Linked DNA regions of Homo sapiens: region 2 is linked to region 1. The links are chromatin loops, found by intact Hi-C in ENCODE. Cell type or tissue: heart right ventricle. All regions are shown on one strand. Each heading gives the region's core, and the rest is flanking DNA. Links, peaks and the distances in the headings are about the cores only.

Region 1 (11,089 bases), core at 1-8,000:
GCTCCAGGCAGCCCATCATTTCCAGGAGGACATGGCATTTCTCCAGGTGGACCCATGGGGCCTGCAGAGAAAAGAGACATGGATGTGTAGGATCTGTCACCCACAACTGGTTGGAGCTAGTGAGACTCGATGCCCATTATCACCAGGGCTGGCTCAGCTATCACTCTATCACTCCGTGGGCACTATGAGGACAGACTCTCCAGGATGCGCCATCATAAGGGCCCCAGGAACCCACCAGCCCTGCAGACTGAAGTCCCACCCAGCTTACTATAGCCCCCAGCTCACTATGGCCCACAGCCTAGGGGCCTGGACAGATGGGCCTCCTGAAAAGGGGTCTGTGTCCCTCAGCTGAGGGTGGGGTCTGCAGCACAGTACCTGGAGGGCCAGGGTCTCCTTTGAGACCATCTCTCCCGTCCCTGCCTGGCAGGCCGTGGGATCCAGGAGTGCCGGGGATACCAGGGCTTCCAACACAAACGTCCTTCACTTCGCACACAGCACCAGAGGCTGCCATCAAGATGAGGTTGAGGGCCAGAGGGCACAGCCACATGGCTCTGGGTCCAGTCGCTGCTCCTGCAGGAGGGATGGCCGTGAGCCCATCTGCCACCTCTGCCAACATCTCCCCCACTGTGCTCTGTCAGGACTCAGGAAGCTGGGCAGAGCCCGAGAGGCAGGGCGGGCGAGACCAGAGTGCTGGGAAGACCCGAAGCTCCCGGGAAAATTCCCAGCATCACCTGGCACCTGGCATGGCCTCATGCTTCAGGCCTCCGGCTGGAGGTTGTGGGGTCTCCAGGCTGCTGAGGAGGAGGAAGAGTAAGGAGCTCTGGGGAGCCCGGGGACCTGGGCTCCAGTGCAGTCTCCTTTCTTTCAGTGCCTCACTATGTTACCCTGGGAAACTGGCTTCACCTCTCTGACTTCAGCTGAATCTTCCGTGCTCTGCAGAAAACCTGCCCTGTCCCTCCCAGGCTATTAGTCAGGTCACTCACTCACTGACTCACACCATCTGTCCTCATCCCTGCTGTGTTACTTTCTTTTCAGGCTCCAAGAAATCAGCGACCTGAGAATGAAAAAAGATGAACGGGGCCCGCAGCCTGGCCCCCCTCAAGGTGGTCAGTCATGGAGTCCCCTTTCTTTTTGGGGTCTGTTCTCTCACTGCCCCTCCTGTAGGCCCTGCTGAACCCTGTAGGGATGGATCTGGCCAAAGAAAATAACAAACATGAGGATCTTTGCAGGTCACCTATGTTGACTGTGCTGTGAAACACCTCCCAGTGGAAAATGGGGAGTTGCCCTCCTTCCCAGCCTGGGCTTTGGTCAGGCCTGTGGCTGCTGGGCTGGTCCTCTCTGCCTGCGATCCTCAAGCTGGAGAACACCTAGGGGATGGGGCTAAACTCACCCACACACAGAGCCTCCAGCTGCTTGGGTCTCTGCCTCCAAGTCAGAGGGTAAGGTAGACGCAGCATTTATAGATGTGGGGGCTGCCAGGCTTCCTCCTCACCCCTGAGAGCCCTACCACAAAACCTGTGCTCCAGGCAGGAAATGGGCATAGTGTTTACACAGCATGTTTCCCCAAGAGCACTCAGGCTGGAGGATCTCAAAGGACCCTTGAGGGGAGCACAGAACCTGCGAAAGAGGAACTCCAGGTCTGTAAGAAGAGAAATCCCCCCCTTGGCTGAGGTCACCCACCCTGCCCCTAGCAAGCTCCTTAGCAGTGAAAGCCGAGAGCCCTTACACAGGCACTAAGGAAGCCCCACTGGGTTCCTGGTTTAGATTCAGACAATGAAGAACTCACTGCTCCAGCTGAGATTGGTCAGGTTGATCCAGGCCAACTTGTCTGTCCTGCGACCTGGCTCAGCCATGAGCCCCAGGCCCCCCCACCAGCCTGTGTCCCTGGAGCCTGCAGCTGAGTTGGTGGGCACATGGGCAGAGTGGCAGGCAAATATGCTGCACGTTCCACTTCCCTCTGCCCTAGCAGGTTCAGCTGGAGGAGTCAGGGCAGCACCTGGAAGGTCACGGGAGAGCTGCAGTTTCTGTCTTTGGTAGAACATCACTTTGGGTGATGTCTGGCAACCTGCAATGGTGATTATGCTAAGTGTCCCAGTGATATATGAAGCCCTAGTTGTTGAGGTCCTGGTTTGAGCATCTGGATTAGGAGGGAATCTCCAACTGTGGAGGTGGTAATGATGGGAACCAAGACAGGAAAATCTCCCCTGGCTTATTTGGAATTGGTTTGAAAAATCCCAAACCATTGAGGAGTCTGGAGCTCTTCCAGGGAGCGGAAGCTCAGCCAATGGACCCCACTCCCAGAAGCAGGAAGCTGGGCAGTGCCAATTTGTAGCATGGAGTCTTTCAGCTGCCCCAGTGCTGTCTGCCACACCATGTGGTGGGTGCTGGGCCAGGTGTGGAATGGGGGAGTCAGGCCAGTGCAGGGTGGGGGCAGGTGGGGCGCAGCTCCAGCAACTTGGCTGTGGGGAGGCAGGGCTGTTTTGCAGGTGATGAGCAGGAACAGAGGCCAACTCAGATGTGCAGGGCCTTGTGGTTGGCAGGGCAGGGCGTGACTTTAGGGGAAAGGCACACCTGAGTTTTCACCCAGAGCTGTCACTTATTACCCATGTGGACTCAGTCAGGTTATGTAACATTTTGAGGCTCAGTTTCCTTTTTGTTTTTATTATCTTGAAACATCAAATTTACAGAAGAATTGCAGGCACGGTACAAATATGTTTCCCTGAACCTATGAAAGTAGGTTGTCAGCATGAAACCCCAACACCCCAATACTTTAATGTGTTTTTCATGCAAAGGCATTTTCGCATTATAACCATAATCAAGAAATTAACATGGATATAATAACTCCAAATAGCCTTCAGGCCCTATGCAAAATGTACCCAATGCCCCAATAGTGTCCTTTATAGCAAAGGATCCATTTCTGAGCCATGTGCCGTATTCGGTTGTCACGCTTCTCCAGGGTCCTGAAACCCACAAAGGCCCTCTGTCTTCCCTTCACCTTCATGACCTGAACACAGTGTGAAGATCACAGGAGAGTTACTGTGTAGAATGCCCCTCACTTTTTTTTTTTTTTTTTTAATGTATTGGCTCATGATTAGATTCAGGTTCTGTAACTTCAGCAGAAATGCGATAGACATCCTGCTGCGCTCTTCTCCCATTCTACCGGGCGGCATGTGACTTTAGTTTGCCCCAAGATTGATGATGTTCTTGTTGATCATTGAATTAAGGTGGTGGGTGTCACGCTTCACTACCATAAATACATTCTTTTTCTGGTTTTAATCAGTGACTATGTTATGAGGACGCACTTTGGGGCTATTGTAAAGATCCCATTCCTCATCACACTGTCTCTGTTGCCCATTGATTGATTTGTAGCAATGTGGACTCGTTCGTGAGGCCTACCACTGACCACCAGGGGGTGCCGAGCACCCACCTGCGGGCTGCAGGGGGCACTACGTGTGTTTGATGTTGAAACAGTTACAGTTTGCCAGCACATGGCACCAGTGAATCTAAAGAATGTCGTTAAGAAGATGGTTCTCCCAACACAAATTTGTCACTCTTAGCTCTAAGAATTGCTGTAGTTCCTGCTGAGTTCCGAGTGCCCACACCAGGCCACTCAGCTGTGTCCACAGCCTCCTCCCCCTGCTTAGGCTCCACTGCCCCCGCCGGTCCAGTCCGCTCTCCTTCAGTATCTTTCTCGTTCTCCTCGGGGCCTCACCCTCCACGTTGGGCTTCTTCCCTCTGCAGGGATATCCTCTTCACACTGCCAGTCCTTGGGCGCCCATGCCAAGCCACCTCAGAGTCCACAGTCTTGCTTTCTCTCTCCATCACACCCTGAGTTTTCACTAAAGAAGGAAGGGAATGAGGCATGCCTCTATTCTCTGTCTTTCAGAATAGGCAACCATCTCTCTTCACCACTCCCAGCTTATACCCCTCTGGAGTGTATCCAGAACCAATGGGACTGCTTTGATCCTCTTAATCTGGAAGAAAAATGCCTCATAGCCCTCTGCACAAAGGTTTGGCCAAATTATGAAGGACCGGGTGGACCTCAGGAATGAACCTTTCATTTCGATAGTATCCGGTGATCAGGCCTTTTCTGTATACATGAAGACAAATGGTCTGAGGTCCCATATGTGCAGGTTTTCTATACCTTGCAAGGCAATCCAGACCTTTGCTGACAGTGTAGGATTGATACAGCCCTCCTGCTTGCCATCTCAGGGAGGACTGCAAGGGGCAAGCCTAGGAAACTAAAGATATGAATCCCAGAGGCACCCCAAGCAGAGAAGCCAGCCCCCTCCAGCTCTTCCCCTCTGGGTCTACCTCGACCTCCCTATTCAGCTTCAGCCTCTCACTTGCCCCCTCCTAAAAATCCTCACCCTAGACAAGCCCCAACCTCACTCTTGCCCCTTCAACCAATGCCTGGTGAATTTGGGCCCAGTAAGGTCCAGTTCCCCTCCTCCCTACAGGACTTAAAGTGAATTAAGGGGGATCTTGGGAACTTTTCAGATGACCCCGACAGATATATAGAGGCTTTCCAGAATTTCACCCAAATATTTGATCTCTCCTGGAGAGACATTATGTTGCTTTTGAACCAGACCTTGACAGACACTGAGAAGCAGGCTGCTCTGCAAGCAGCAGAGAGATTTGGGGATGAGCTTAGTATCACATATAGTGTCAGGGAAGGGGGCAAACATTATCCAACTGGGAGAGAAGCAGTATCAATGGATTACCCTAAATAGGATTCCAATGACAAGATGGAAGCCTGGAAGAGGAGGCACTTTCAGGTGTGCATAATGGAGGGCTTATGTAAGACCAGGACCAAGCCTCTCAATTATACTAAATCATCCATGATTGACCAGGGATTTGATGAAAATCCCACTGCCTTCCTGGAAAGGCCAAGGGAGGCCTTAGTAAAGCACACCTGTCTATCCCCTGATTCAGCTGAGGGACAACCAATCCTAAAGCATAAATTTACTACTCAGGCAGCCCCTGATATCAGGAGGAAGCTACAAAACAGGCTCTGGGACAAGAGAGTACTTTAGAGAACCTTCTGAAAGTACCCACCTTGGTTTTTTATAATAGAGATAGGTAGGCACAAGAGAGAGAGGAAATACAGGAAAGAGACAGAGACTTTAATGGCCAGCAGACAAGCCCACAAACCCCAGAATTCCCAGGGTGCACCTGTCAATTGCTACAGATGTGGCAAATCAGGGCATTTCAAGAATTTCTCAGACAGCATGAGGAAGCTACCTCAACCCTGTCCAATCTGCAGTGGGGACCACTGGAGGGTGGACTGTTCCTGGGCATGCTGGTCACCAGGTCCAGAGCCAGTCTTCCAAATGGTCCAGCAGCAGGACTGACAGGTCCCAGGGCTCCTCTCCTGGCTCCTGTAGTCCAGACCACCATTATCATCAAGGTGCCCTGGGTAATCATGGAAATCGAAGAGAGGAAAGTGGACCTCCTTTTGGACACTGGGACTGGTCTCTCAGTTCTCCTCTTGAATCCAGGCCCCCTCTCCTCTCTTAGCATGACTGTGAGGGACATCTCAGGAAGGTCTTTAACCCGATATTTTTTCCAACCCCTTAGCTGTACCTGGGGTTGTTCACCAAAGCTTTTCTAATTATGCCTGAAAGCCCAACTCCTCTGTTGGGTAGGGATATTCCGGCCCATGTGGGGACCATCATTCTGATGGCCCCTAGGGAAACTCTTTGTCTCATCCTAGTAGAGACCAATATTAACCCAGAAGTTTGGGCAACTCTAGGGAAGATTGTCAGAGCCACAACTACCATACCAGTCTGGGTCCATCTTAAGGATCCCACCTCCTTTCCTAACCAGAAACAATATCCCCTGAAACTAGAGGTTAGGAAAGGACTAGAAGCCATCATTGATAACTTGAAGATGGAGGGCCCACTCAAACCCTGCAATAGCCCTTGTAATACCCCAATATTGGGGGTACAAAAACCCAACTAGAAATGGAGGCTAGTTCAGAACCACCTCCTTGTTAATGAGGCTGTGGTTCCAATACATTCAATGATTCCCAATCCGTATACCCTGCTAGCTCAAATACCTGAGGGAACTAAATGGTTCCTGGACCTAAAGGATGCCTTCTTCTGCATACCATTATACCACAACTCCCAGTATTTGTTTGAATTTGAGGATCCCTCTAACCAAACCACCCTGTTAACCTGGACAATGTTACCTCAGGGATTCCAAGACAGCTCCCACTTGTTTGGGCAGGCATTATGGAGAGATCTCTCCAAGTTCCTTTATCCTCAGGTCAAAGTTTTGCAATACATGGAGGACCTTCTCTTTTGCACTCCAACTGAGGAAATCTCTCAGAAGGGCAGTAAGGCTCCTCTTAATTTTCTTGCTAACAGAGGATATAATGTTTCAAAATCTGAAGCTCAGCTCTGTCAGACTTCAGTGAAGCACCTAAGCCTGGTCTTGTCAGAGGGGACCAGGGCATTGGGCGAAGAAAGGATTAAACCTATCTCCTCCTTTCTCCTCCCCAAACACTCAAGCAACCGAGGGGATTCTTACGCACAGGAAGTGGCAGTAATACATTGTAAAGGCCACCAAAGAGGGATGGATGAAATAGCTGAGGGAAACGGGCTGGCAGACTGAGCAGCTAGGGGCTGAGCCGCTTCCTGTGGGAGGAAAACTGAGCAAAATAGTCTATTAATTTCCTGATGGCATTTAATGGGATACCCATTAGCTGTGAGGAAGTTCCTGTCTTTCCAGATAGTGGCATGGGTGTGGAGAACTAGGAAAGCATACTTAGAATCAGTATAAATGTTAACTGTTTTTCCTTTGCCTAATTCAAGTGCTCTCATGAGGGTAATTAGTTTGGCCAGTTGAGCACTTGTGCCTGAGGAGAGAGGTGTGCTCTCAACAATATCATTCAGAGTAACTATTTCACACCCTGCTTTATGAGCAGCTAGCTAGACTGAGCAGCTAGCAGCAGCAAGGGGGCCCCAGGTCTCTGACCCACTTGAAGCCTTACTGATCTTGGAGGGCCCCCATCAGAGAAATAAAACCTCAATACTCTCCTATGGAAATAGAATGGGACACCTCTTAGGATGGCATGCTTCATCTACCAGCTGGCAACCAATGGAAAGTTCTTAAAAGCCTTCTCCAGGCCTTCCACCTAGGTACAGATAAAACCTACTGACTGGCTCAGATTGTTCTCAGATAAAAACCTGATACAAACAGTTAAACAGGTTGTTAATGCTTGCAAGACCTGCCTTAAAAACAATCCCCTTAATTAATAGTGTCTTCTCCAAGGCTACCTAGGGGAAGACTGGCAAATGGATTTCACCCATATGCCAAAGGTAAGGGGCATCCAGTACCTCCTAGTGTGGATAGATACCTTCACTAACTGAGTAGAAGCATTTCCATGTCAGACAGAGAAAGCCTCTGAGGTGATAATAGTACTAATCAATGAGATAATTCCTCACTTTGGACTCCCTAAGTACCTCCAGAGCAATAATGGCCCCTCGTTCAAGGCAGCTGTCACCCAGGGGGTCTCAAAGGCACTAGGCATACAGTACCATCTTCATTGTGTTTGGAGACCACAATCCTCAGGAAAGGTAGAAAAGACAAAAATGATATTATCAAAAGGCACCTCAAGAAACTGTCTCAGGAGACTCATCTCCCCTGGACTACTCTTCTTTCCATAGTCCTGCTATATATCAGAAACACTCCTTCAAGTCTGGGTTTGAGTCTCTTTGAGACTATGTATGGATGACATTTTCTCATGAATGATTTCTTGCTAGACCAAGAAACCTTTGTTTTAATTAAGCACATAACCTCTTTGGTCCATTTCCAACAGGAACTGAAACAACTGTTGAAGGCCCAATCCCACGAACCAGGCCCACCTCTATTCAACCCAGGGGACCTAGTACTGGTAAAGGTACTTCCTTACCTTTCTCTCTCAATATGCCCTGGTTGGGAGGGACCTTGCACTGTACTTCTTTTCACTCCTGTGGTGGTGAAGGTCAAGGTCACCAGAATAGACTCTTGGATTCATTATACTCAAGTAAAGGCCTGGGAAGCCAACAGAGTCACCTCTTTCAACCTAGAGGAGCATCCAAAATACCATTGTGAAGAGATCAGGGTACTCAAACTAAAAATCACAAAAGGTTAGTGTTAATTAACATTTCATGTATGTCCTCTTTGTAGTCTTGCCTATGCTTGTGGTTCTTACCTTTGTTCTGTTCTATACCACGGGGTACAATAGTGTTTTCAGGGTAATTAGTATATTTTACTTCTTATTTCTGTAATCTTTGGCACTAGATTCTTTCCTTGTATAATACACAATTTTAACCCATGCCTACTTAATCTTATAAAACTTTTTTTTTCCTCTCTCACTTAGAGGTTATCAAACTCAAGATGATCAGGCAATCAGAGCCTCAGATGATGGCTCCCTTTTGTCAGGGACCTTTAGATAGACGTCTGGGAGGAATCTGACTGACATTTTCCCCAAAAAAACTCCCCCTGTCAGCAGGAAGTAGCTAAGACTTGTCATCGTCCATATTCTAAAGGCAGTTAGATGTGCCTCTTCAGAGGAGGGGAATGATAATGACAGGAGACAGTGACACACTGGGTAAAAAAAGGGTGACTCCCCAACAAAGACCCCACCCTCAAGCCTGAAGACCTGTGGCCCTAAATGAGAAAAGACATTTCTGTTTTCATGACCAAAAAGTTGCCTTTTGTTCTGCCACAACCCCTATCCTGCAACCATATAAACCTTGAACCCCAGGCTCCAGAAGCAGACCAGCAGACTAGCAGACAAGCAGATGGACAGTGGAACGACGTGGCAGAGAGAGAGAGAAGAGGAGGAACATCTGAACACTGAGGGGAGTTTGCCCAGGGGCGATCGGAGAAGATACCAGCTACTGGATGGCCCGCCTCCAAGGGAAGATCACCTTCCCACTCCATTTCCCTTTCCAGTCCCCAATCCATCTCACTGAGAGCCACCTCCACCACTCAATAAAATCTTGCACTCATCCTTCAAGCCCACATGTGATCTGATTCTTCCAGGATGCTGGGTGAAAGCTTGGGATACAGAAAGCTGTCACACAGGCCCTCTGCCCTTAGGATAAGGCAGAGGGTCCATTGAGCTGATTAACACTCAAGCCACCTGCGTATGCAAAACTGAAAGAGTTTTGTAACACCAGGATTACAGGCACCCATCCCTAGACTCTACTGAACAGCTGGAGCCCAAAGCACTCACCCCAGCCTCTGAACCTGCCCATCTGCATGCTCCCCCTAGGGGTTTGAGCAGTGGGGCAACCAAACAGGTGAGCCACACCCCTGTCATGCATCCTGTGAGGGGGATCAGGGGACTCTCCCGTTTCAAAGGGGTGCAGAGTGGAGGCCATGTACAGGCACTAAGGACAGTGCATGGGCTTCTCTGCATATTTGAGGCCTCTCTCTTAGTGCTCAGGGGACCCTTCCCCTGCCCCCTTTTCCAGCTGCCCTGGGTGCTAGCAGTAGGAGGAGGCTGTCTGTGACTGCTGGATCTTTCTGTCACTTTGGATCATCACAGCACTCTATGAGTTGTACAGAGAGTAAATCCCCATTCCATACTTCAGTCAGCTGAGGATGACAGGGGTTACATGGATTGCCAGAATTACCAGAAATCTTCTTTCCAGCTCAGTCCTCTGCTAGAACCTTCCCAGAGTCAGAGGAACATGCTTATTCTACCTGTACATGAAGACAAGGGAATGCACAAATTAATTTACTAATCATGGATATATTTCAAAATCGCTTATAATGTCAGAATCTAAGGGACAGCTCAGCCACATGAAGGGGATGGAAGTTGAGGCTTTTCTTTGCTGAGGCAGCCAGCAAACTAAGCAAATATGTGTGTATGCATTATATACATATATATACACACACATATATTGTGTGCTGTATGTTTACATACATATATATTACATTGATGCCTCTCTAATAATGCCATTTTATTTTTAAAAAGAATAACACTGTAAATATATTTCTGTTGCCTAGAAATAGCATCCAATTTGCCTTAAAAATCACATTACTTGTTTTTATTTTCATTTTTGCCAATGCAGCCTTGTCACCCTTCTTTCTGCCCTGAACATTTTGAACCTTCCAAACCCCAGAGAAATACATCATGCTTTACTGAGGTTTTGAGGAGAGGGAGAGAGGTTTTCCCATTCTGCACCTTGGAGGAATTGAAACTGGCAGGTGGCAGCAACTGTCTTCAAAGAAATAGGCTCAGGAACACACACGTGCAGACACACACACACACATTCTCTTACTTTGCACCAATAAGATCATACTGCATATACTGTTCTACAATTAGTGTTTTCTCTTACATATGCCAGCCATCTTTTCAGATTGACACATAGGGATATAATTGTAACTATAGTCTTTTCTTGGAGTTTGTTTGTTTTTACTTCTGGTAATATATTCTTTACTATCTTTTTAATTTAAAAAATGTTATTTTTGACACAATTATTTTACATACATATGGGCACAGTGGACTATTTTGATACATGTATGTAACGTGCAATGATGAAATCAAGGTAAGCAGCATATTCATCACCTCAAAAACTTACTGTTTTGTGTTGATAACATTCAAAATCCTCTCTTTTAGCTATTTGAAAGTATACATAATTTTTTTGTTGGCTATGGTCACCCTACAGCGCTAAAGAAGGCTACAACTCATTTCTCCTATCTAGCTGTAATTTTGTACCCATTGCCCCACCTTTCCCATTTCTCATTCCCCTTAATCTTCCCAGCCTCTAATATATTCTGTTCTACTGTTTACTTACTGTTCTATGTTTACTTCTATGAGATTAACTAAGTTTTCTTAGCATCCACAAATGAGTGAGAACATGCTGTGTTTAATTTTCTTTTCCTGGCTTTATTTCACTTAACATAATGGCTCACCCATGTTGCTATGAATGGCAGAATTTTATTCTTTCTTATGGATGAACTGTATTCCATTGTGTTTAGTTACTACATGTTTTAAATCCATTCATTCACTGATAGACACTTAGGTTGATTCCATATCTTGGCTATTATGAATAGCTCCGCAATAAACATAGGAGGGTAGATACCT
Region 2 (12,901 bases), core at 1,848-9,847, 52 kb after region 1:
AGTGCAGTGAGACTGTGGACTCTGAGGTGGCTTCGCGTGGGCACCCAGGGCCTGGCAGTGTGAAGAGGATGTCCCCGCAGAGGGAGGTGGCCCAGCATGGGGGTTGAAGCCCCTAGGAGAGTGAGAAGGGCACTGAAGGAGAGCGGACCGGCCAGGGCAATGGGGCCTGAGCAGGGGGAGGAGGCTGTGGACGCGGCAGAGTGGCCTGGCTTGGACACTCGGAACTCAGCAGGGACTGCAGCAATTCTTAGTGCTAAGAATGACAAGCTTGTGTTTCTTAACTACATTCTTTAGATTTGCTGGTGCCATGTGCTGGTAAACTGTACCTGTCTCAACATCAAACTCGGATAGTGTCCCTTGCAGCACGCAGGCGAGTGCATGGTTCCCCCTGGCGGTCGGTGGCAAGCCTCACTCACGAGTCCACATTGCTACAAATCAATCAAAGGGCAACAAAGAGCGTGATGAGGGATGGGATCTTTACAATAGTCCCAAAGTGCGTCCCCACAACATAGTCACTGATTAAAATCAGAAAAAGAATAAATTTGCAGTGGCAAATTGTGACACCCACCACCTTAATTAAATGATCAACACGAACATCATCAGTCTTGGGGCAAACTAAAGTCACATGCTGCCGGGTAGAATGGGAGAAGAGCGCAGCCGGGTGTCGATGGTATTTCTGCCGAAGTTACAGAACCTGAATCTAACTGTAAGGCAATACAAACAAACAAACAAACAAAGTGAGGGGTATTTTACACAGTAACTCCCCTGTGATCTTCACACTGTGTTCAGGTCATGAAGGTGAAGGGAAGACAGAGGGACTTTGTGGGTTTCAGGACCCTGGAGAAGCGTGACAACCGAATAAGGCACATGGCTCAGAAACGGATCCTTTGCTATAAAGGACACTATTGGGGCATTGTGTACATTTTGCATAGGGCCTGAAGGCTATTTGGAGTTATTGTATCCGTGTTTATTTCTTGATTACGGTTATAATGCAAAAATGCCTTTGCGTGAAAAACACATTAAAGTATTGGGGTGTTGGGGTTTCATGTTGACAACCTACTCTCATAGGTTCAGGGGAAAAAAAAGTCGTACGATACTGGCAATTTTTCTGTAATTTTGATGTTGTTTCAGAATAATAAAATGAAAAATGAAACTGACCAAGGCCACCTGGTTAATAAGTGACAGCTCTGGGTCAAAACTCAGGTGTGCCTTTCCCCTAAAGCCATGCCCTGCCCTGCCAACCACAAGGCCCTGCACATCCAAGTTGGCCTCTGTTCCTGCTCATCACCTGCAAAACAGCCCTGCCTCCCCACAGCCAAGTTGCTGGAGCTTCGCCCCACCTGCCCCCAACCTGCACTGGCCTGACTCCCCCATTCCACACCTGGCCCAGCACCCACCACATGGTGTGGCAGACAGCACTGGGGCAGCTGAAAGACTCCATGCTACAAATTGGCACTGCCCAGCTTCCTGCTCCTGGGAGTGGGGTCCGTTGTCTGAGCTTCCGCTCCCTGGAAGAGCTCCAAACTCCTCAATGGTTTGGGATTTTTCAAACCAATTCCAAATAAGCCAGGGGAGATTTTCCTGTCTGGGTTCCCATCATTACCACCTCCACAGTTGGAGATTCCCTCCTAATCCAGATGCTCAAACCAGGACCCTAACAACTAGGGCTTCATATATCACTGGGACACTTAGCATAATCACCATTGCAGGTTGCCAGACATCACCCAAAGTGATGTTCTACCAAAGACAGAAACTGCAGCTCTCCCATGACCTTCCAGGTGCTGCCCTGACTCCTCCAGCTGAACCTGCTAGGGCAGAGGGAAGTGGAACGTGCAGCATATTTGCCTGCCACTCTGTCCATGTGCCCACCAACTCGGCTGCAGGCTCCAGAGACACTGGCTGGGGGTCCTGGGGCTCAGAGCTGAGCAAGGTTACAGGGCAGACAGGTTGGCCTGGATCAACCTGACCAACCTCAGCTGAAGCAGTGACTTCTTCATTGTCTGAAACTAAACCAGGAACCCAGTGGAGCTCCCTGAGTGCAGAGTGGGTGACCTTAGCCAGTGAGGCATTTCTCTTCTTACAGACCTGGTATTTTTCTTTACCAGGTTCTGTGCTCCCCTCAAGGGTCCTAAGTATTCCTGCAGCCTGAGTGTTCTGCAGGGAAATGTGCTGTGTAAACACTATGCCTATTTCCTGCTTGGAGAACAGGTTTTGTGGTAGAGCTCTCAGGGGTGGGGAAGAAGCCTGGCAGCCCACATGCTATAAATTCTGTTGTCCACCTTTATGCTCTAACTTGGAGGCAGAGACCCAAGCAGCTGGAGGCTCTGTGTGTGGGTGAGTTTAGCCACATCCCCTAGGTGTTCTCCAGCTTGAGGATCGCAGGCAGAGAGGACCAGCCCAGCAGCCACAGGCCTGACCAAGGCCCAGGTTGGGAAGGAGGGCAACTCCCCATTTTCCACTGGGAGGTGTTTCACAGCATGGTCAACATGGATGACCTACAAAGACCCTCATGCTTTGATATCTTCCTTGGCCAGATCCATCCCTACCAGGGACTCAGCAGGGCCTAAGCAGGGGGAGTGGGAGAACAGACCCCAAGAGGAAGGAAGACCTCATCACTGACTGTGAGAGGGTCATCACCCCCCGATGATCACCTTGAAGGGTCCAGGCTGTGGGCCCTATTCATCTCTTTTCATTCTCAGGTCGCTGATTTCTTGGAGCCTGAAAAGAAGGTAACTGGGCATATGAGGGACAGATGGAGTGAGTCAGTGAGTGAGTGACCTCATCCTTCCTTCTAACAGCCTGGGAGGGACAGGGCAGGTTTTCTGCAGAGCATGGAAGATTCAGCTGAAATCAGAGAGGTGAAGCCAGTTTCCCAGGGTAACATAGTGAGGCACTGAAAGAAAGGAGACTGCACTGGAGCCCAGGTCCCTGGGCTCCCCAGAGCTCCTTACTCTTCCTCCTCCTCAGCAGTCTTGAGACCCCACAACCTCCAGCCGGAGGCCTGAAGCATGAGGCCATGCCAGGTGCCAGGTGATGCTTGGAATTTTCCCGGGTGCTTCGGGTCTTCCCAGCACTCTGGTCTCGCCCGCCCTGCCTCTCGGGCTCTGCCCAGCTTCCTGAGTCCTGACAGAGCACAGTGGGGGAGATGTTGGCAGAGGTGGCAGATGGGCTCACGGCCATCCCTCCGGCAGGAGCAGCGACTGGACCCAGAGCCATGTGGCTGTGCCCTCTGGCCCTCACCCTCATCTTGATGGCAGCCTCTGGTGCTGCGTGCGAAGTGAAGGACGTTTGTGTTGGAAGCCCTGGTATCCCCGGCACTCCTGGATCCCACGGCCTGCCAGGCAGGGACGGGAGAGATGGTGTCAAAGGAGACCCTGGCCCTCCAGGTACTGTGCTGCAGACCCCACCCTCAGCTGAGGGACACAGACCCCTTTTCAGGAGGCCCATCTGTCCAGGCCCCTAGGCTGTGGGCCATAGTGAGCTGGGGGCTATAGTAAGCTGGGTGGGACTTCAGTCTGCAGGGGTGGTGGGTTCCTGGGGCCCTTATGATGGCGCATCCTGGAGAGTCTGTCCTCATAGTGCCCACGGAGTGATAGCTGAGCCAGCCCCGGTGATAATGGGCATCGAGTCTCACTAGCTCCAACCAGTTGTGGGTGACAGATCCTACACATCCATGTCTCTTTTCTCTGCAGGCCCCATGGGTCCGCCTGGAGAAACACCATGTCCTCCTGGGAATAATGGGCTGCCTGGAGCCCCTGGTGTCCCTGGAGAGCGTGGAGAGAAGGGGGAGGCTGGCGAGAGAGGCCCTCCAGGTGAGCAGGGCGGGGCAGGTGGGCAGTGGAAACATGGGCACAGCGACCTGAAGTCAGTTACACAGGGGTGATGGGGGTCAGACAAACCCTGCAGGTTCCCCAAGGGCATTTGGCTCAACCTAAGTAAGAGAATATGAATTTGAGGGAGAAAGCCGAGGTGTCTGGGGAGTGTGGTCACAATTCAGAGAAGGGCAGGTGTGGGAAGTCCTCCGTGCCTCATGACCGCTGATGGGGACACACTGAGTCAGGTGTGGGACGAGGGACAGCACTGGGAGGCAGGGGAGGCATGTCCTGGGATGGAGGCCCTGGGGGCAGTCTGAAGGGTGAATGCGGACGAGGCATCCAGGCAGATGGTGTGATCAGGAGCCCCACAGACAGAGGGGAACTTTGAAGCTCAGAGCGGTAAGCAAGTCCATCAGGGCAGTGCAGAGAGCATCATGCTTGCCCTTGGTGGAGGGTGCGGGAGAGGGACTTGCCCCACAGAGGCGGGCAGACAGAACCCCTCGAGGGACAGAGCAGGAAAGAGGACAAGGGGTGGGGGTCTCAGCAGGGGCAAGGCTTCACTAAAGAATAGGGGACCACGGGGTGTGGAGACACACTGGAATCTCGTGGACCCTCTGAGCCTAGGGTCTGGGTGGTGCCTAACAGCAATGAAAGGGCAGAGTTCCAGGATTGCAGATGGCAAAACGCCTGCGTGGCAGCAAGTGGGAGTCTTCACTGGCCTGCCCCTCCTTCTGTGTGGGGCACTCTCCACAGGGCTTCCAGCTCATCTAGATGAGGAGCTCCAAGCCACACTCCACGACTTCAGACATCAAATCCTGCAGACAAGGGGAGGTAAGGGGACCCCCTGGGCCTCACGGGGTAGGAGTTTCCCACAAATTCCCCTCATTCTCAGCACCACCTTCTAGAATAGAGATGACAAACAAGCGTGCACATGCAGGTGTTGGGGAAAGGAATGATGCTTGCTTTTCTGATGTCTTTGAATGGCCAAGAGGAGACAAGCAGACACAATTCACTCCCCATTTCATAAGAAAGCAAGTTCTCTGCCTGTCTTGCTTTCCACTGAATCCTAGGAAATTGCACCATTTCTGGCAATAAGTAATTGTTACTTAGATGAATGAATAAATGGAGGAGAGTCTAAAAGTGAATTTAGAAAACTGCAATTGGAAGAGGAAGAGAAGACACAGAGAGAGGCAGAGATGGAGAGACTGGGGAGAATCTGGTAGCAGAGACCCTAGGTGAGGGAGGTGGCTTAGAGACAAAGTGGTCAGTGGCCTGACCTGGACTCCTCTGCTCTCAGCCCTCAGTCTGCAGGGCTCCATAATGACAGTAGGAGAGAAGGTCTTCTCCAGCAATGGGCAGTCCATCACTTTTGATGCCATTCAGGAGGCATGTGCCAGAGCAGGCGGCCGCATTGCTGTCCCAAGGAATCCAGAGGAAAATGAGGCCATTGCAAGCTTCGTGAAGAAGTACAACACATATGCCTATGTAGGCCTGACTGAGGGTCCCAGCCCTGGAGACTTCCGCTACTCAGATGGGACCCCTGTAAACTACACCAACTGGTACCGAGGGGAGCCTGCAGGTCGGGGAAAAGAGCAGTGTGTGGAGATGTACACAGATGGGCAGTGGAATGACAGGAACTGCCTGTACTCCCGACTGACCATCTGTGAGTTCTGAGAGGCATTTAGGCCATGGGACAGGGAGGATCCTGTCTGGCCTTCAGTTTCCATCCCCAGGATCCACTTGGTCTGTGAGATGCTAGAACTCCCTTTCAACAGAATTCACTTGTGGCTATTAGAGCTGGAGGCACCCTTAGCCACTTCATTCCCCTGATGGGCCCTGACTCTTCCCCATAATCACTGACCAGCCTTGACACTCCCCTTGCAAACCATCCCAGCACTGCACCCCAGGCAGCCACTCCTAGCCTTGGCCTTTGGCATGAGATGGAGGCCTCCTTATTCCCCATCTGGTCCAGTTCCTTCACTTACAGATGGCAGCAGTGAGGCCTTGGGGTAGAAGGATCCTCCAAAGTCACACAGAGTGCCTGCCTCCTGGTCCCCTCAGCTCTGCCTCTGCAGCCCACTGCCTGCCCAGTGCCATCAGGATGAGCAGTACCGGCCAAGCATAATGACAGAGAGAGGCAGATTTCAGGGAAGCCCTGACTGTGTGGAGCTAAGGACACAGTGGAGATTCTCTGGCACTCTGAGGTCTCTGTGGCAGGCCTGGTCAGGCTCTCCAGGTGGTCAGAGGGCCCAGTGGTGCCCCAGCACGGTGGTGCCCAAGCCAACCCTGTGACTGACATGTACGATTCACTCCTTTGAGTCTTTGGATGCCAACTCAGCCCCCTGACCTGGAGGCAGCCGGCCAAGGCCTCTAGGGAAGAGCCCCCCACTGCAGACATGACCCGAGTAACTTTCTGCTGATGAACAAATCTGCACCCCACTTCAGACCTCGGTGGGCATTCACACCACCCCCCATGCCACCGGCTCCACTTTCCCCTTTTATTAATACATTCACCCAGATAATCATTAAAATTAACATGTGCCAGGTCTTAGGATGTGTCTTGGGGTGGGCACAGTACCCGGTGACTCTTGGGGATATTTATTTATTTTCCCTGAGCCTATATCTTCATCTGTGAAATGGGGATAAAAATACTTGTTGCTGTCACAATTATTACCATCTCTCCAGCTAGCAAAATTACTACCAGAGCCGTTACTACACACAAAGGCTATTGACCGAGCACATACCATGTGCCACACACCTTGACAAAATCTTTTAATACAGTTTATTATGTACTATTCAATCTTTACACAATGTCACGGGACCAGTATTGTTTACCCAATTTTTTATAAGGACACTGAAGCTTAGAGGAGTGAAATGTTTTGAGTGTTATTTCAGAGAGCAAATGGCAAAGACTGGATCCAAACCCATCTTCCTGGACCTGAAGTTCATGCTCCCAGCCACCCCACCCCTGAGCTGAATAAAGATGATTTAAGCATAATAAATCGTTAGTGTGTTCACATGAGTTTCCATAGCTTTGGTTCCAAGAAACATCACATTTCTGTTTTTGTAAATGAAATGAACTCTGGCTCTGAGCCCCCACTTTCCTCAAGATTGGAAAATTCAATCTCAGGATGTGCTTTCTTTGTTTGATGGGAGGGGCAACCTGCTCTCCTCGCTATGATGCTGCTGGAGGTTGGGGAGCTACAGACACCATTTGGAAGAACACATGGGCATCTTGAATCCATGTGGTGCATTTGTGGGTGGGGATATAATGCCTTCCGTCCTCTGCGCAGCCACCTGAATGATTTCTGCAGCCCAGCAGTGATGTTGGCACTCAGGGCTCAGTTCCAGGCCTCAGTGAGCCATCCTAGTCTCATGTCGGCTTGAAATGGGACCACTGCCCCATACCCCAGGGCTGTGCAGGATTGAGACAATGTCCCCAATTGCTTGAGGAGGCAGCCACGTATGTGTCCCACCTCCAGAAAGGCTCCCACTACTCCCACCCTCACACCTGCGAACACTCTCTCTCGTGGATTTACTGCTTTTCTTGGGCAGAGGCAAGCTCTGGATCAAGACCCACAAAATCAGATGAGAATGAGGGGAATAATTTCTGATTCTTTTCTGAATGATAATTTTTAATCTGGTCACCATTCCACATGTGCTTGGGACCCAGCACACACATTATTGAGCCTTCCCGTAAATTAAGAGAAAAACAAGGAGAAGCATGTACAAATGTTCCTTGACTTATGATGTGGTTAGGTCCTGATAAACACATTGCAAAATGATATCTTAAATGGAAAATGCATTTAATACATCTAACCTACCAAACATCATAGCTGAGCCTAGACTACTTTAACCATGCCCAGAACCCTATGTTAGCCTGCAGTTAGGCAAAACTATCTAACACAAGGTCTATTTTATAATAGGGTGCTGACTATCTCATGGAATTTATTGGCTACTGTACTGGAGGTGAATGAATGGTTGTATGTGTACCTGAAGTGTGGCTTCTCCTGAATTCACATCGCTTTTGGACCAATGTGAAGTCTATAAATTTTAAGTCAAGCCTCCATAAATCCAGGACCGTGTGTATTCCGAACTTCATAAGTAAATAAGACTCTGAAAATTTATGTCTTCTCATTTCTTGGGAGGATTATTTTTACTTTCTTTATGCATTTATTTGCTATTGTTACTATTTTATCATATTTTAAATTAACTATTGCTGGTTTATGAGAAAAACTCTTGATTTATTTTTTATTCATCTTATACCCAACCATCTTTTTGGATTCTCATTTTTTTCCTAATATTAATACTTCTAAGATAATTGATTCTTTTATTTTTTTATTTCTATTTTTGAGACAGAGTCTCTCTTTGTTGCCTGGGCTAGAGTGCAGTGGCACAATCTTGGCTCACTGGAACCTCTGCCTCCCGGGTTCAAGTGATTTTCTTGCCTCAGCCTCCCAAGTAGCTGGGATTACAGGTGTGCACCACCACGCCTGGCTAATTTTTGTATTTTTAGCAGAGACAGGGTTTCACCCTGTTGGCCTGGCTGGTCTTGAACTGACCTTAAGTGATCCTCCTGCCTCGGCCTCCCAAAGTGCAGGGATTACAGGCATAAGCCACCTTGCCCAGCCAGTGATTCTTTTATATTTTATAGATAAATAGTTATATTTATGAAGGATGGAAATTTGATCTGTCCTTTTATGACATTTATATTTTTTCCATCTCATTTCTTAGCTCCACCCCAGGAGCTCAGTTAAGGAGGGAGGAGAAAGGACTGAGCCGGGCACCCCTTCCCTCCTCCCATCTTGGGCCTGGGATGTGAATGCACACTGACCTTCTCTGGTTCGCTCTCTTTCATCTGCCATGAAACCTACGGTGAACCATTGTGAGGCAGGAGGGTTGTGGAGGGCTCCAGGGACAAAGCCTTTGTGAACACAGTAAGCTTTTGTTTTTGTTTTTCATGAGAGACACAGGAAACTGTAAAGGAATATTGAATTTAGGCCTGAACTTGTCATATTTTTCTCATAGAAAGATCATTCTGGTGAATATACCAAAGATGTGCCTGAGATCTGTAGGAGTAGATGCTGGGGGACTTCCCTGAACAGCTGTCATTATGTAATAGTCCAGGTAAGATTTTTTTTTTTTTTTAGTTAGAAGCCTATGGAACCAAACAATGAGTCATGGACAATAGCTATTAGTTATTCCTCAATTATCTACACCGGTGATGGCTCAATAATCTTAGGGTTGCTGGGTTTAGAAAATAAAAATATAGGCTGGGTGCAGTGGCTCACGCCTGTAACCCCAGCACTTTGGGAGGCCGAGGCAGGTGGATCACGAGGTCAGGAGTTTGAGACCAGCCTGACCAACATAGTGAAACCCTATCTCTACTAAAAATATAAAAAAAATTAGCGGGGCATGGTGGCAGGTGCCTATAATCCCAGCTACTTGGGAGGCTGAGGCAAGGAGAATCACTTGAACCTGGGAGGCAGAGGTTGCAATGAGCCGAGATGGTGCCACTGCACTCCAGCCCCAGTGACAGTGCAAGACTCTGTCTCAAAAAAAAAAAAAAAAAGAAAATAAAAAGAAAATAAAAATATAGGATGCCCAGTTAATTTGAATATCAGATACACAGGTAGTTTATTCAGTGAGTCGTATGCAGTATTTGGGACACGCTTATTCCAAAAATTTATTCAATGTTTATCTGAAGTTCACATTCCACAGGGTGCTCTGCATTTTACCTGGCAACTCTACCTGTAGGGGCCTGGACAAGCAGAGTCTTTGGGTGAGGCAGGAGACACTTCCTGTGGTTAGTGGCATGTGACAATATTTAGCTTGTACCCCATCAGGCTTGTACCCCAATGCCTTTGGGCTCACGAATGAATGTGATGTCTTTCCTGAGCTCTGTGGATGGTGTATGGTGTATGGTGAGCAGGGCCACTGAAGCATGTTGTGTATGAGCACGAATGAGGCTGGTATTTCAAACACACTCTGGCCCTCCCCTCAGCAGGACATCCAGGAGCCTGGGGTAGGAATCTTCTAGGTTTGCTTCATTTCCACCTACTGCAGCTGCCCTGCATCCACCCAGCCTAGCATGAGTCTTCTCCTGGGGGCTTCCAGCGGTGTTTCCATGAATAAATAGGGAGGATGGCAAGGTAAGACAAAGGGACCGGAGCAAAGGAAAGGACCAAATGTGGCTGGCATGCCTCCGACAAGCCTTCTGGAGTGTGAGTATCTGTCAAAGCAGGAATGGTGCCTTGGGCAGAGGAGCTTCTCATGGTGTCTGTCTCTTTCTCTGGGGAAGTGGGCTTCAGACACCTTTAGAACCACATGCACAAAGCCCTGCCAGGGCTTAGGATCTCCAGACAAAGCTGTGCTCAGGCAGAGGCATAGGACAGGCAGGCAGCAGGAACAGGAAGGGCTAGCAGCTCTTCCCTGGCTAGCAGCTGGGGTTCTGCCTCCAGCTGCCTCCCCAGGACAGAAGCCAGATAAGCTGCTCTGAAGTCACCTTGCAGGAGTTAGGGAACGCACCTGCCACATATGCTGTTTTGGGAGAGAACTTTCAGCTGACTGCAAGCTTCCCAGGCTGCTCCCAGTGGAAAGTCTGACTCCTGGGCTGGGAGGTTCCTTCTCTGCCAACACCCCCTTCTGAGCCTACAGGCTGGCAGTGAACAATGCAGTTGGCATCTCCCTGCAGCTCCAGCTGAGCCTTCGGGGTCATATCTCAAGGGGCTATTAAGGGAAATCATCACCTCAGGATTGATCATCTCTTTTTTTCGCTATAGTCACAATTTAAGGAATTGCGTGAAACAGTCAAGTGGGGGCAGACATTAGATTTCAAGAAGGCTCGACTATTCCAAAATATGGCCTGAGCCTGTGCCACCCAACTTCCTCGACCATGTAGACTTCATTCCTTCCTTCATTCATTTGTTCCAACTTTCGCCAGTATTTCCCAAGTAGCTACCTTGTGCCAGCCTAGAGGCGGGAAGCACACAGTGAGGAGGGGACAGCAGACTCTGACATGGACAAGGACACCGGGCAGCAGTGCAGGGGGCAAGGGTAGGCTCTGGAGAAGACAGAGGGACTCCAGCATGGGCAGGCCACTGGGCATGTCCCTAAGCCTCTTGGAGCCTCAGATTCCAGTCTGTAAACAGGAGATGCCAACAGTATCTACCTCATTGAGCTGAAAAGGCAATAAATTAGGGTGGTCCACATGAGGCCCTGGCAGAGGGACTGGTGTGGGGAACACTTGACCCATGCTGAAATGTCCCACACCTACAAGGCAACAGGGCCCCACTCCACATGCACCAGTCCAGTGCCTGCCTTCTGCTGGTGGGGAGCACGTGTTCCTTGACCTGTGAGCCCTGTGGGGAGTCCACATCATGCACCTGTCAGATTCCCAACTGTAGGTAGGGTCTTCTGAAACCACGTGGTGTGTTACTGATGCTTTCAAGTCTACTAATTCCAGAGGACCTGTTAGGTGGGTGCTGGAGTATTATTTGTTAGGAAACAGCGACTGTGAGCAAATAAAGGCTCCAGCTTCAAATAAACACTCATCTCAAAGAACTGTGACTGAAAACACTTGGTTATATAGGGGACAGCGTTAATATAAAAATCGTAAGTATTAATATAAATATAAAAAGTTGAATTTGTGCTACTTATACGGCCTGAGCTAGAGGAACTCAGCCCCTGCAAACCTCACCCAGGCCTCCTCTGCCAGAGCTGGGACTCTAACTCCAGCCATGTGGCCACACAACCAGCAGCAGGCTCTAGAACACATCGGTAAAACCCTATCAATTATTACAAGTTGGAATTCTTCCATCCTTCTTGGTAAATAGCCACTCCCCTGAGACCCCCACAGTGCCCCCACCCCTGACCTTCTTCTGATCTGGCAAAAAATTGGTCAATGCTTGTGACAGGGAGACCCTCTAGGACCTTTTCCGAGATTCTAACTAGTCAGCAAACAGGTCACACCACTGAAATTTTGAATATCATGTACAATATGCTTTCTTGTTGTTTCTTTTTTCTCTTTCCCTGCATTCCTTTGGATTGTTTGAATTTTCTTTAATAGGAGGGTGGTACTAGAATTACAGATGTATCAATAAATACCAGCCTACTAGTACCTTTTTTCCTGGGTTCTGTCTCCCACTGGGGTACCACATTCTGACAAGCCATTCCAGCTAGAGATCTGACAGCAACTGTATTTCTCTCTACCAGAATCATCTTTCAAATGCTGTCAGTAGAGATGGATTCACCAGGAAACTGCAGGGCCTCTTGCTTGCATGGGCTCCTTACAAGGCCGTGGTGGGAGAGGCTTTAACAATGTTTGACATGGTAATATGTTTTTACAGACTTTGCAAAAGTAAGCGATTTTAAGTGCAAATGCAGTCATGCATTGCTTAATGACAGGGATGTGTTCTGAGAAATGCATCCTTATGTGACTTTGTTGTTGTGCAAACGTCATCAGGTGTACTTACACAGAACTAGATGGTAGAGCCTACTATATGCCTAGGCTGCCTGGTATAGCCTATCGCTTCTAGGCTACAAGCCATTGCAGCGTGTTACAGTACAGAATATGCTAGGCAATTGTAACACCATGGCAAGTACTTGTCTATCTAAACATGCCTAACCACAGAAAAGGTACGGGAAAAATATGGTATGATAATCTGAAGGGACCATCATGGTCCAGCTCATCTGGCTTCTGTCCTGGGGAGGCAGGTGGAGGCAGAACCCCCGCTGCTAGCCAGGGAAGAGCTGCTAGTCCTTCCTGCCCCTGCCGCCTGCCTGTCATGTGCCCCTGCCTGACCATCAGGGTCCCACATGGTCTGTCATTGACTGAAATGTCCTCGTGCAGCACTTGACTGTAGTTAAGATGGCTGGCTCTTTCCACTCTGATTTCCCCTCCATCTCATTGCTCCTTGTGCCCCTCATGTTGGAGTGGTCATAGGCATTTTTAGGATCTGGCTTGGCATGAGACAGCTTTATGTAGTTTACAGTCACTTCTGTGTGTGGTTGCATTACTGCTAGTCTTCCAGCGTAGGAATGGCTTCCAGGAATATTGTTCTGATTCAGCCAGCAGGGTCGGAGAT

The links. Peaks named below come from ENCODE experiments on the same cell type or tissue, not always from the same donor. Only the 100,000 strongest peaks of a DNase experiment are listed, where the experiment ranks them.
Region 2: it touches region 1 in a loop (2.5-fold over the local background); 17 of 110 quality-filtered maps call a loop at or near these places.

The regions. Positions count from the first base shown.
Region 1 is chr10:79,601,284-79,612,372 of GRCh38, reverse strand. SFTPA1 (surfactant protein A1) reads right to left here and starts at 1,434. Exons shown (of 6, transcript NM_005411.5): 1 at 1,391-1,434; 2 at 984-1,054; 3 at 376-570; 4 at 1-61. The coding sequence starts at 547. LOC124902469 (a long non-coding RNA gene) reads left to right here and starts at 7,763. Exons shown (of 2, transcript XR_007062215.1): 1 at 7,763-8,135; 2 at 8,756-9,015. In heart right ventricle, for the core only: a CTCF peak has its summit at 3,394 (motif pointing right); no DNase peak of the experiment used is centred there.
Region 2 is chr10:79,549,797-79,562,697 of GRCh38, reverse strand. SFTPA2 (surfactant protein A2) reads left to right here and starts at 2,291. Exons shown (of 6, transcript NM_001098668.4): 1 at 2,291-2,334; 2 at 2,700-2,729; 3 at 3,192-3,386; 4 at 3,693-3,812; 5 at 4,569-4,646; 6 at 5,113-6,846. The coding sequence starts at 3,215. The coding sequence ends at 5,489. RefSeq lists enhancers at 97-610, 5,409-5,909. In heart right ventricle, for the core only: no CTCF peak of the experiment used is centred there; no DNase peak of the experiment used is centred there; H3K27me3 peaks cover 1,188 bases.